Linked DNA regions of Homo sapiens: region 1 is linked to region 2. The links are chromatin contacts, found by Hi-C or POLR2A ChIA-PET in ENCODE. All regions are on one chromosome and are shown on one strand. Each heading gives the region's core, a stretch centred on a gene start or an enhancer-like site at or near the end of the contact. The rest is flanking DNA. Distances are from core to core; before and after follow the strand shown. Region 1 has its middle 62 kb from the start of NME8. Region 2 has its middle 14 kb from the start of AOAH.

The links. A loop is a pair of places that touch in the nucleus more often than their neighbours do. ChIA-PET counts read pairs that join two places held with the same protein, here RNA polymerase II (POLR2A). Pooled maps may share reads with other maps.
Region 1: a loop to region 2 is called in a pooled map, with 3 times the contacts of the local background. The contact joins two enhancer-like sites. A Hi-C loop is called at or near these places in 1 of 37 single-sample maps with no recorded cell type and 1 of 50 pooled maps. POLR2A ChIA-PET finds 5 or more read pairs at or near these places in 1 of 52 experiments (activated naive CD4-positive, alpha-beta T cell).

What each region holds. Positions count from the first base shown.
Region 1 is chr7:37,783,443-37,789,087 of GRCh38, forward strand. No RefSeq gene overlaps it. Among named protein-coding and RNA genes, the nearest start is that of NME8, 62 kb to the right of the region's middle. Within about 2 kb of position 3,414, at least 3 of the 41 ENCODE cell types and tissues checked have a DNase peak (open chromatin) inside an H3K27ac peak, as active enhancers do.
Region 2 is chr7:36,735,646-36,741,371 of GRCh38, forward strand. No RefSeq gene overlaps it. Among named protein-coding and RNA genes, the nearest start is that of AOAH, 14 kb to the left of the region's middle. Within about 2 kb of position 1,251, at least 9 of the 41 ENCODE cell types and tissues checked have a DNase peak (open chromatin) inside an H3K27ac peak, as active enhancers do.

The DNA of each region.
Region 1 (5,645 bases), core at 2,164-4,663, 1.0 Mb after region 2:
AAAAAGGCTGTCTTTGGAAATGGAGAAACCTCCAGCTGTAGGGGATTTGAGAGATCCCTTTGGGTACCAGTTCTGGTTAAGAAAGGAGGATGGACTGAGAATCTCAGAGCCAGGGCATTTCAATACTTTCTACTCAGGCTGCCTCTCTGGGTTCTGTTCCTTCCCTGCAAAATAATGTATATGGATTTGATAGAGCCTTTTTTTAGGTCAGTTCTCCTCACATTCAACACTGATCCCAGAAAAGTTTTGAAAATGAAGTTAAGAATGATTAAATAGCTATCTACAAAAGAAGGGTTATTCCACGACTATTCTCAGAAAATCATGTATAGTTAGACCATCATTGAAAATATTGAATTACTTGAACAAATATGTGCAAGGCATTATTCTGGGCATTGGGAAATAACAATAAACAATATAGTTAGGGCCATGTGGAATATATTGTTAGAAAAGTGTTAGCTAAATCAGCAACTGCTAATTCTCAAACCTGTTTACCCTCCCTGTTTACACTGATCAAGACTATAAAATGCCAGGTGGGGGTGCCTTGTTTGATTTTAAAGTATAGTGACTAAGTCCACTAAGATATTGGAGGCAGAATATCTCAGCAGAAGGCGGACAAGGAACCCATGCCAAGTAATAGGGCAATAAAAACATCTGGTGGAAAGTCATATGCAAAGAATTCAAATAGAATAATGTGATAGTGCTTGAGCAGTTTCCTAACACTGTGGCAGTCAAAGCAGCCTTCCCCAAGTAGGTGCCATTAATACTGAGAATGGAATGACCAGGGACTGCCCCACATGTGGAAGTGAGAAAAGCACTCCAGGCAGAGAAACCCACAGGTGGAAAGATCACAATGCACAAAGAGCTGGGTGGGCTCCAGGAGCAAAATAAAATCCAAGGGATGGAGCGTGGCATGGTAGGAATTATGGTCAAGCATATAAAAGGAGGATGTCGTAGGCCAGCATAAATCTCTCTCTGTATTCATTAGAGATCCCTTCTAGTGGCTAATCTCAACTCTCTTGCTGCACTTAAAATCATTTATCATTTTGTTAGATGTAGAGAGCACTCTTATAGGGCAGGGTATGCATTTATAAATATTTGAAGACTAATATCCACAGCTTTCAACCATCCAAGACTTTTGTGTGCCAACTATGATTTCATTATTTGAGACTATATCTAGACTAGAAAATAAATGCCAGATAATAATTTTTTTTTTAACATGCTTGTTTTCTTGGTCCTATGGATGCTCAGAAATGCTGCCTTGGATCACCTTCCTCTGGGGGAGGAGTGAGAGAGACAGAATGTCCTTTGTGGGCCTTCATCTCTCATCTGCAAAGTGGAAGACAGGGATGGGATAACCTATCTGGACACTTCTCATTTGAAATCTCATGTCTCAATGGAAGAAAGGTCTATTGTACCATTGCTGGGAAATCTCCGTTTTGTGGTTTCTCCTCAGGCTACCTCTCTGGGTTCTGTTTCTTCCCTGTAAAATACTTTAGCAACAGAACCCAGAGAGTCAGCCTGAGTGGAAAGCACTGAAATGCCCTGGCTCTGAGATTCTCAGTTTATCCTCCTTTCTTAACCAGCTCTGCCACCCAACGTGACCATCTCAAATCCACTACAGCTGGAGGGTTCTCCAAATTCCAAAGATGGCCTTTTTAGGGCACTGTGTATCTTAACACTTTGGAAGCATCCCAGAGCATGGATACATTCAATCAAGAGTGAGACAGAGTGAGACATGCACATACGCAGAGAAGGAAAGATGAATAAAGAGAGATACTTTATGAATGTAGGTGCCTAGTGTGAAGAGCCTACACACTACTCCTAGTTTCTAGGTTGGCTAAGACTCTGGGATTTTTTAGATCAAACAGGGCACCAAGCCTGGCATCTCAAGTTTTTGGCTAATGACTTTTGAGTGTAAACAGGTTTGGAAATTGGCAGTTGCAGATTTTGTTACCACTTTCCTAAAAATACTTCAGAGTGGCAATTTAAGGACTCTAGAGAAGAAAAGTGACCTCCACCCATTCTTTCAGGAGCAGAGATTGCCCAGCAATGGCCATTTCAAATGGCACTTCCATGGAAAAGGAGAAGTGAGCAAGTTGGTGGCATCTCCAGCAGCATTTGCTTTGGACTTGCCTCAGCCGAGGACAGATTGACTTTGTCTTCTGAAAATGAAATTAGGCTAATCATTTATGTTAATGTTTTAATTTAACAGTTTAGAGGGGGAAAATAATTATGTTTAAAGAATTTTAATTCTCTAGGATTTAAAAATAAACTTCTACTTAAAGGTTAAGTTCCAACTCAAAAATAAGATTCCAGATAGCAAAAAGAAGGTGGAAAATGAAGCCATAGATAGTTAATGTGTCTGCCAGAGACTATCTCAAATTCCTTGCCATGTGTACATCATGGGGCAGTGGAAATAAAGACTTGGAACACAAACCCTGGTTTTCATCTTTATCTTCTCCCTAAGTAGCCCTGTGGCCTTGTGGTAAATTCCTAAACTCCGAATTGGGGTGGCTTCATCTCTTAAATAAGAGAATTATATTATTCTGGAGTAAATTATTTCTGAGCTCTCGTATTAAGGAATTGTTAGTTTTCTTTAAAATCTTGGCACTACCCAAGAAAAAAGTGCTGAATTCTGAGTATAGTAAGAAAATATATGAAACACCTGCATTCTTCTAGCTGTGTTGCAAATGCAATATGTACAGATTTTAGTACTTTGAAATCGTAATATCATCAATGTGAACAATTAAAGTTTGTGTTGGTCATAGTTCCAAATTGTAGCTGATTTTTATTTTTATACTCCACTCTTGGTCACATCTAACTTATTTCTTAGTTTGTCCTTTGTTAGACAAGCAATCCCTAAATATAGCACGGTTTCTATGGGAACATACATTCTCCTGAAGATTCCAGGAACACGTTTTATCTGAAAAATAAGGAACTGTCAGATAATACGTCCAAATTCAGGACTATAACCCAGGTTTTATATTTTTGAATTAATTTCATTTAAGTAGAGTTGTTTAAAATTAGTTGAAAAATTGGTTTCATGTGAAATTTTCCAGCTGAGTTGAATTGGTACATATTTGATTTTGATAATAAGAATTAAAATCTTATCTTTTATTGAGAGCTTTTTTTGAAATAATTAAGCATATGGCTCCATAACATTTGGATTCTGTTGTTTTACATCTCTGTGGCCACAAGCACTGTTGGATGATTGTGGAGCAGATGGCACAGGTGGGGACAATACTTACTCTTTTCCAAAGCAAATGAGAACTTTATCAGTTGTTACCTAAACGTAGGCCATAACGCACTTGCATTATGCATTTTTGTCCTTTTGAATTCCTGTAGCTGAGCAATAATATGATTTGGTGCTGAGTTTTCCTGTAACTGCTAGTTCCTTCCATCTTTAGGGTGTAGTCACCCAATACTTCCTCAAAAGTATGCCTTGATGTCTTAGCACAGCTACAGATGACTGTGAAGTTAGGGCAGAAAGTGAGAAGGTTGACATATGAAAATTAAAAACTTTTGAGGAAAACAACCCTCATTGTTGAAGTTACATCACCAGAGGATTGGACTTCAAAGAAAACCATATGTCCAAATGGCAGTTGATGAGAGAAGGGACCTTTGAAAATGGAAAATTATAGTTATAAATATTGGACGCTTACTGCTGAGAATACAAAAGTCTCACAGGAAGTCATGCCACAGGTCGTTTTCATTCTGAATGTGAAACATTTGGGGCAATACATAAAAGTACAATGAGAAACAGCATTGAAAAATACCTTTTAAGTGTTTCATTTTAATAAGAAATATTTCTGAAAATAAGACATTGAGAGTGAAAATGAAGCATTTACTTATGAGAATATTCTCGAATGTGTTTCACCACTAACTGTAGAGATAAACATTCCTTTGTGGCTGGGATGGCTCATCTGGGCTCTTCATTTTCACTGTTCCTCCTTGTGAGCCTTCAGTCTAAAGCTATTCTCTCGCTTCCTCATTTTTCACATGGTTTTAAAGACTGTTGAGGTTAGCGAAGTCTTGGTTCCAGTAAACTGCTCTCATTGCCTGCCCTGATCATGATTAGCAAATGACTATGGTAAATTATATCCTTATAAAAGATAATATTAGGAGTAATATTCCCCTGAAATACTATGAAAAATATCACACGGTGTACATCCACTGTGATATTAGGAGTAAATTCCCCCTAGGATATTATGAATAATATCACAGGGTATAATATCACACCCACTGTGATATTAGGAGCAATATCCCCATAAGATATTCCAAATAATGTCACAGGATGTACACAACAGGTGTACATCCACTATGATATTAGGAGTAATATCCCCATAAGATATTACAAATAATGTCACATGGTGTACAAACCGAGTGTACACCCACTGGAATATTAGGAGTAATATTCCCCTAATATATTACGAATAATGACACAGGGTGTACAACATTGGTGATATTAGGAGTAATATCTCACTAAGATATTACAAATAATATCACAAGGTGTACACCCACTGTGATATTAGGAGTAATAAGCAACTAATACATTACAAATAATATCACAGGGCATACACACAAGTTGTACACAAACTGTATTATTAGGAATAATATCCCCCTAAGATATTATGAATAATAACACAGGGTGTACACCCACTTTAATATTAGGAGTAACATCCTTCTAAGATATTATGAATGATTTCACAGAGTGTGCACCCACTGTGATATTAGGAGTAATATCTCCCTAAGATATTATGAATAATATTACAGGGTGTACACACCGTGAGGTATTCGTAGTAATGTCCCCCTAAGATATTACGAATAATATGACAGGGTGTACATCCACTGTGATATTAGGAAGAACATTCCCCAAAGATATTAAGAATAATATAACAGGGTGTACCTCCACTGTGATATTATAAAAAATATCTTCCTAAGATATTATGAATAATATCACCAGATATACACGCTGGTGTACATTTACTGTGATATTAGGAGTAATAGCCTTCTAAGATATTATGAATAATACCAACGGGTGTACACACCAGGTGTACACCCACTGTGATATTAGGAGTAATGTCCCTTAAGATATTAGGAATAATATCAAAAGGTATACACACACTGTGATATTAGGAGGAATATCCCCCTAAGATATTACAAATAATATCACCTGGTGTAAACCCACTGTAATATTAGGAGGAATACCCTTCTAAGATATTACGAATAACATCACCAGGTGTACACCAACTGTGATATTAGGAGGAATATACTCCCAAAATATTAGAAATAATATCACAGGGTGTACACCCGCTGTGATACCAGGAATATCCCCCTAAGGTATTACGAATAATATCACTGAGTGTACAGCCACTGTGATATTAGAAGGAATATCCCCCGAAGATATTATGAATAATATCACAGGATGTATACCCACTGTGATATTAGGAAGAATATCCTCCAAAGATATTAGGAATAATATCATAGAGTGTACACCCTCTGTGATGTTAGGAAAAATATCCCCCTAAGATATTACAAATAATATCACAGGGTGTACACCCATTGTGATATTAGGAGGAATATTTTCCTAAGATATTATGAATAATATTACAGGGTGTAAACCCATTGTGATATTAGGAGGAATA
Region 2 (5,726 bases), core at 1-2,500:
AGATGAAGTGGCTAAACACATGGCAACGCTGAGAACTGACCTGTACTGCAGAGGACAGTGACTATTTTCCTGCATGGGCAGGAGGGATCAAGCCCTCAGCTGCCCCAAATGCACAATGTAAGCTCAGATCAGTTTATTACTGGATTCTTTGAAGTTCCTGCATGAGGGCTAAAGGTCTCTCTTTCTGATATTCCATGTTATTGTACCAGGAGTTAGGGAACAAACAGAATAGGGGGACAAGGGAGAAGATCATAAAATTGCTTTACGTGGTGCTCAGCCCAGAGCAAGAGCTCAAAATGTTGAATCCAAATCCACATCCAAACAGCTGCCAAATGCTTTCCATGGAAGGGTTGGGTGATGGGAGGAAGTTGGAGTGGGGATGAATATCCTTTTATAGATTTGGGAAAATAGCCACCATAAATATATGCCTAAATGACCTTTTGTTAAGATAATATAGACTTTTAGAGAAAAAGAAAGGTCCAGGAGCACAATTAAAAAATAAAATTAAAGAAAAATACTAATCCGAATCTAAAACATGATAGGTCATATCATCCTATTGCTTATGACCTGTCAAAGCTCCCCCTTGCCCTCCAGATACAGAGCAAATTACTCAGAAGGATTCACAGAGCTGTTCAACATCTGGAACCTGCTCTTCTCTCTGGGCATGTTTCTAGTCATTCACATGTGCCCTATGTACGGTCACACTGAGTTACCTGGGATGCTCCCAGACAGGCCCAAATGTTCATGCCTCAGTGCCTTTGCATGAGTTTTCACCTGGATGGGACTTCCTTCTCCTTATCTTCCAGGACAATGCCTCCTTTTCCTTAAGGCTTCCTCTTCTTAGAAGCCTTCCCTGTCCCTTGCCAAGCACAAGTGTTTGCTCTGTCTGTACCACTCCCCAGGCACTTCATCATTAGGGTGGTCATCTGATTACTCTATTGGCTGTGGGTTCCTGGAAAGCAGGTTATCGAGCACCATCACTGTAGAATATGTAGCTGATTCATGGCAGATACTCAAATGTTCATGGGGGGATAAGTGAGCAAAACAGAGAAAAATGAGGCAATGTTAGATATTATGCCAGTACAGTTAAATAGATGGGGATTTTTTTAATGTTCTCAGGAGGATTATGTAAAGGAAGTGCATTAAAGACAGCAAATTTGGGTCTCAGAACTAAAACCTGATGCAAATGCCGAGGAATCAGGTCAGCAAAGGATGCACTGAGGGCAGAGCATCAAGTTAGGATTTGAGATGCAGTCCCGAAACTGGGCAGAGAGAAAACAGGAAATGAGAGTGTTATGTTGTCAGGCTGTAAAGTCTGAAGTCTTGCAATTTCCTCCTCTTCTGCTACAATTTTTATAATAAGATGACAAAGTTCATTTCCCTAAAGACTGCAGGCCTGACCCAGGCCAGAGGAGTGGAGAAGCGCAGCACTGCTGTCACCTAACTGAGCTCAGACCCTCAAGCCAGAGCTGCTCTGAAGAGCAGCGGGGAAGGGGGCAGCCAGACGGATGTTCGCCTGCCAGAGAGAGAAGACACAGAGGGTCCTTGGTCTCTGCGCCTGCAGCAGCAGGTCCTCCTTCAACAGCTCAGAGATGCCCAAACTGCTCTTAGCTGGAACGAATTACTTCTTGCCAGGCTTGAAATTCGTTTCAGGTGGGAGGAGAACATTGCCGTAAGTGGAGATTGCAGAGTTGGCAAAATGAAGTGAGGCTGTAGGACTGGGACCTGGTACCTGGTACGTTAAGGGACTGAAGCCTAGAGGGTCAGTCTGAATTGGCCTTCATTTTTATTTTCCACCCATGCCCCAAAGAGTGCTTTTAAAAGTGACTCTACCATGGCACACGTTTACCTATGTAACAAACCTTCATGTCCTGCACGTGTATCCCGGAACTTAAAATAAAATAAAATAAAATTTTAATTAAAAAATTAGGAAATATCATTATTTTAAAGAGATGTTACCGGTCCAAATAAATAGAAATGTAAATATGAAGTCAATTGCTAATTGTGCAGATACAATGTTGTTTTCTTTTCCTTTTTTTTTTTTTCTTTGAGACGGAGTTCTGCTTTTGTCGCCCAGGCTAGAGTGCAATGGCGCAATCTTGGCTCACTGCAACCTCTGCCTCTCGGGTTCAAGCAATTCTCCTGCCTCAGCCTCCCGAGTAGCTGGGATTACAGGCACCCGCCCCCATGCCTGGCTAATTTTTGTATTTTTAGTAGAGACGGGGTTTCACCACATTGGCCAAGGCTGGTCTCGAACTCCTGACCTCAGGTGATCCACCCACTTCGGCCTCCCAAAGTGCTGGGATTACAGATGTGAGCCACTGTGCCTGGCCCCAAACTTGTTTTCATTATTTGTCTGTAGTCTCTGGGAAAGGATTGAAGTAAGGCAGTTTTCCATGGAAGGTGTGTAAGTTGGTCACCAGTCAATATTTCTAAAATGTATAGTTTTTAAAAGTAACTACATTTGTGAATTTCATGGGACCAAAAGTTCTGTCTTGTTTGTAACATTCAAGACAAGAAATGAACTCAATATCTTTAATGGAAGCAAAAATAAATAAATCTCTGTTCCCTTAAAAAAAGAAAATAAAAGTGACTCTACCATTTTGCATTCCCTTTTATTATATAAAGTTTCGAGTACTTTTTTGTGTCCAGGTCTCCCAGTTGACACTACTTGAAGCAGAAGAATTGCTCAGTTGAGACAATCAACAAAAAAGAGAATAAAATGGTCATTGTTCTAAGCCTGTAACTGTTGGGGTCATTTGTATGTAACAGTAGATAATCAGAACAGGGTGTGAGATTGGAGGTTGGTGTATTGTCAGCCAGTTGAGTTGGCCTCATGCAGATTGTTAAGGGCTTTGGCAGACCTGCGTTATTTCTTCGGTGCTTGTGCTTTGGGGAGTACTAGGGTTCTTCAATTTGGATCACATCAGTCCAAAAGCAGTAGACTTTTCTAGTGATCAGAATAATTGCTGCATGTCACAAAAGAACATGAACCCAGACTCAGAAAAGAAACACAGGAAACCTTCAACAACAAGGATCTTCACATTGGGGCAAAGGTTACATTTTTTGGCTCGCACTTTCTAAGTCTCCTAATAATACTGATATCACTTGTTTTGGGGTGTGTGTTGTTACTGTGATGGGGCAGGGAAAGGAAAGTGAGGGCAGGTAGGTGAAGTTATCTATCTGGGGCTTCTTGAACATATCACAACTGGGGTGGGGACTGAGGTTGTAGAATCTTGTCAACATTTACTCTTTGGATCGGGGTTTGGGATAACCTATTAACTACCCTCAACCATGAGGCTGATAGAATCTTCCCAGAGCTGGCAAGTGAGACATCTATGTTGATTCCACCCGTACCGCCAGGAGTCAAGGAAGGGGCCAGGACTCCTGAATCAGGTTAGAAGCAGGTAACACAGTCAGAACAGTACAGAAAATGAGGACAAGGGGCTTGAAATGACTTGGCCAGGGTCAAAGCCCAGAATGAAAGCCCGGTTACTAATTTCAAAGCCAGAATCCTTTCTGTTGTTTCTTTCCACATTCCTTCAAATGCCCTGATTTCCCATATCCTGCTTTCAAGAGACCATTATGATGTTAGTCATTCACATTTTAATTGAATAAATGTTTTGCAGGAGGATGTAAATTTTTTTAAAAAGATTGTTGTTGAATAGGACACATAGGCCAAAATACAATCCAGATAAAATAACTTTGCTCTAATATATCTACATAATTATTTAATTCCATAATAAAAATCATTTATGTTATCTGTTTGGCTAAAACATGTCTCCTCTCTTCAACTTCCATATATGTAGGCAGCAATTCACAGGGCAAGGATGTTGCCACGGGGCAAAGATCCAGGTGAAGGTGGTTTCAGCTTCCACATTCCTTAGACAGGTCCGAATTTGGCTGAGACTTTGAGGCCAACTCAGACATTCCCAGGTGAGTTGCTCCAGGTTGATGGGAATGTGAGCTCCCTTTAAGTATATCAAATCTTGTATTCCAGGGCTTCTCCCAGAAAATGCGGTCCTCCCAGGTCCTCATCTAATTTATCCCAGAGAAAGAAAATATGTCAGCTATCCACAGCTAGAGAGGTCTGAAATTAGGGACTAATCCATCTCAGGCCTTTGTGCTTGGGGTAAGCCCTGGTGCCATGAGCCCTCTGCACTGCCTGCTGGCTCAGTGTCTAGGCCTGACCCTTCAGCCCCCTGCCAATCTCTCCTGGTCCTTGCCTGATCTGATTCCCACCCAGTACTCTTACACACCAGGTCCCTGCCTCCAATGACCTCTTGCCCCTTCCTAAGGAGCTAGAATGGCCTCAGTCCCCCATCCCACAGATGGCTGTGGAAATCTCACTGGGGAGGGGCACTAATCTCTCAAACCACATCCCACTGTGCACCTGACTTTGCATGTTACCCGTTGCCTGCATCTCAGGTATGCCCTACCAGCTGGACTGGGCCTTCGGGGTTATTGATATCTGCCTGAAATAAATTCTCACTCTGTGCCTTTAGACTCTGAACGCTAGACCAAATATCCTCCCCTGTAAGGGCCAATCTCAATAGCAGGGTTGAGTCCATCTCAACATCGTCCATCTTGGTTTTGCAATCATTTCCATCCTCACTGGTCTGCAAGGCTGGAGTCCAGTTGGCTTTGCAGCTGAGGCCATCTAAGTTAGAATGTACCCAGCTCGAAGTCACTCTAGGATAGAACCAGAGTTTTGAATCATTCCAATGCCTTTTCCTGTCTCCTGGAAAAAAATGCAAATGCTTGTGATGCCTGTATTAATACCTAAAAAATTAGCTGGTGCCTTGGGTATGACCTAGAGTCACTAGTACCTGTTCCACCTGCCCAGTTTGCTCTGACCCAGAGCGACTCTGCCTTCAGACCTCATCCCTGGGTCTTCTCCTGGAACCAGACTCTTGCAGGCCATTTGCTAGACCATCCGCTCCCCTGGCATTCACTGCTTTGCTGGAATACACTCAGAAGTGGTTTAGCTCCTCCAGAACGACCACCTTCTCACTGCCCTGTCCAGTGCCTCTGCTCTCGCAGAGTTCAAGCCAAAAGACAATGGGATCATCTAGCCAGGTGTTTCCTGTAACATGGCTCATATGAAGTTGTCTCTCCGCAAACCTAGCAGGTAAAGCAACCAGCCAGCACCTTGCTTCAAAAACCCTGATGAGCGTTCCCCCTTGGAGGGGTCAGAAAACCTCATGGCTACAGGTCATGATATAAAAAGTCTTAATTTCAGATTCAGAAGCTTTCCTTCCACTCTTTGATTGAGAAATTGCTCAGACTCTAAAACAGACCTATTTAAAGGCTATTGTTTGGTGGGCTGCCTCAAGGTGCGCATGTAGAACTGATTCAGGGGCTTACACAGGCCACACCAAGAACAAGACAGTAAGTGCATGGCACCCACGAATAATGTGCTTGAATTCCACCATGCAGGAAAATAGTTCATTCTCAATCAACAGAAACAGAAACCTTTCATCCTGTCACTGTCAGCTCTGAAACTTAGGTCTTTTATGTCCATGGAGTCATAGGTCTTAAATTATATGATATGGATGGAAATAATCTGGTAGTGGCCTTTCCTCTCCATTTTCTCTCATACGTGAATTTTTAACATAAATATAAGGAAATAGTGCATTGATAAAAGTAAAAATGTTTCAGTGACCTGTTACAACAATTATAAATGAAATTGTTAGAATTTTCTGTTCAATGCCAATATGTGGCTT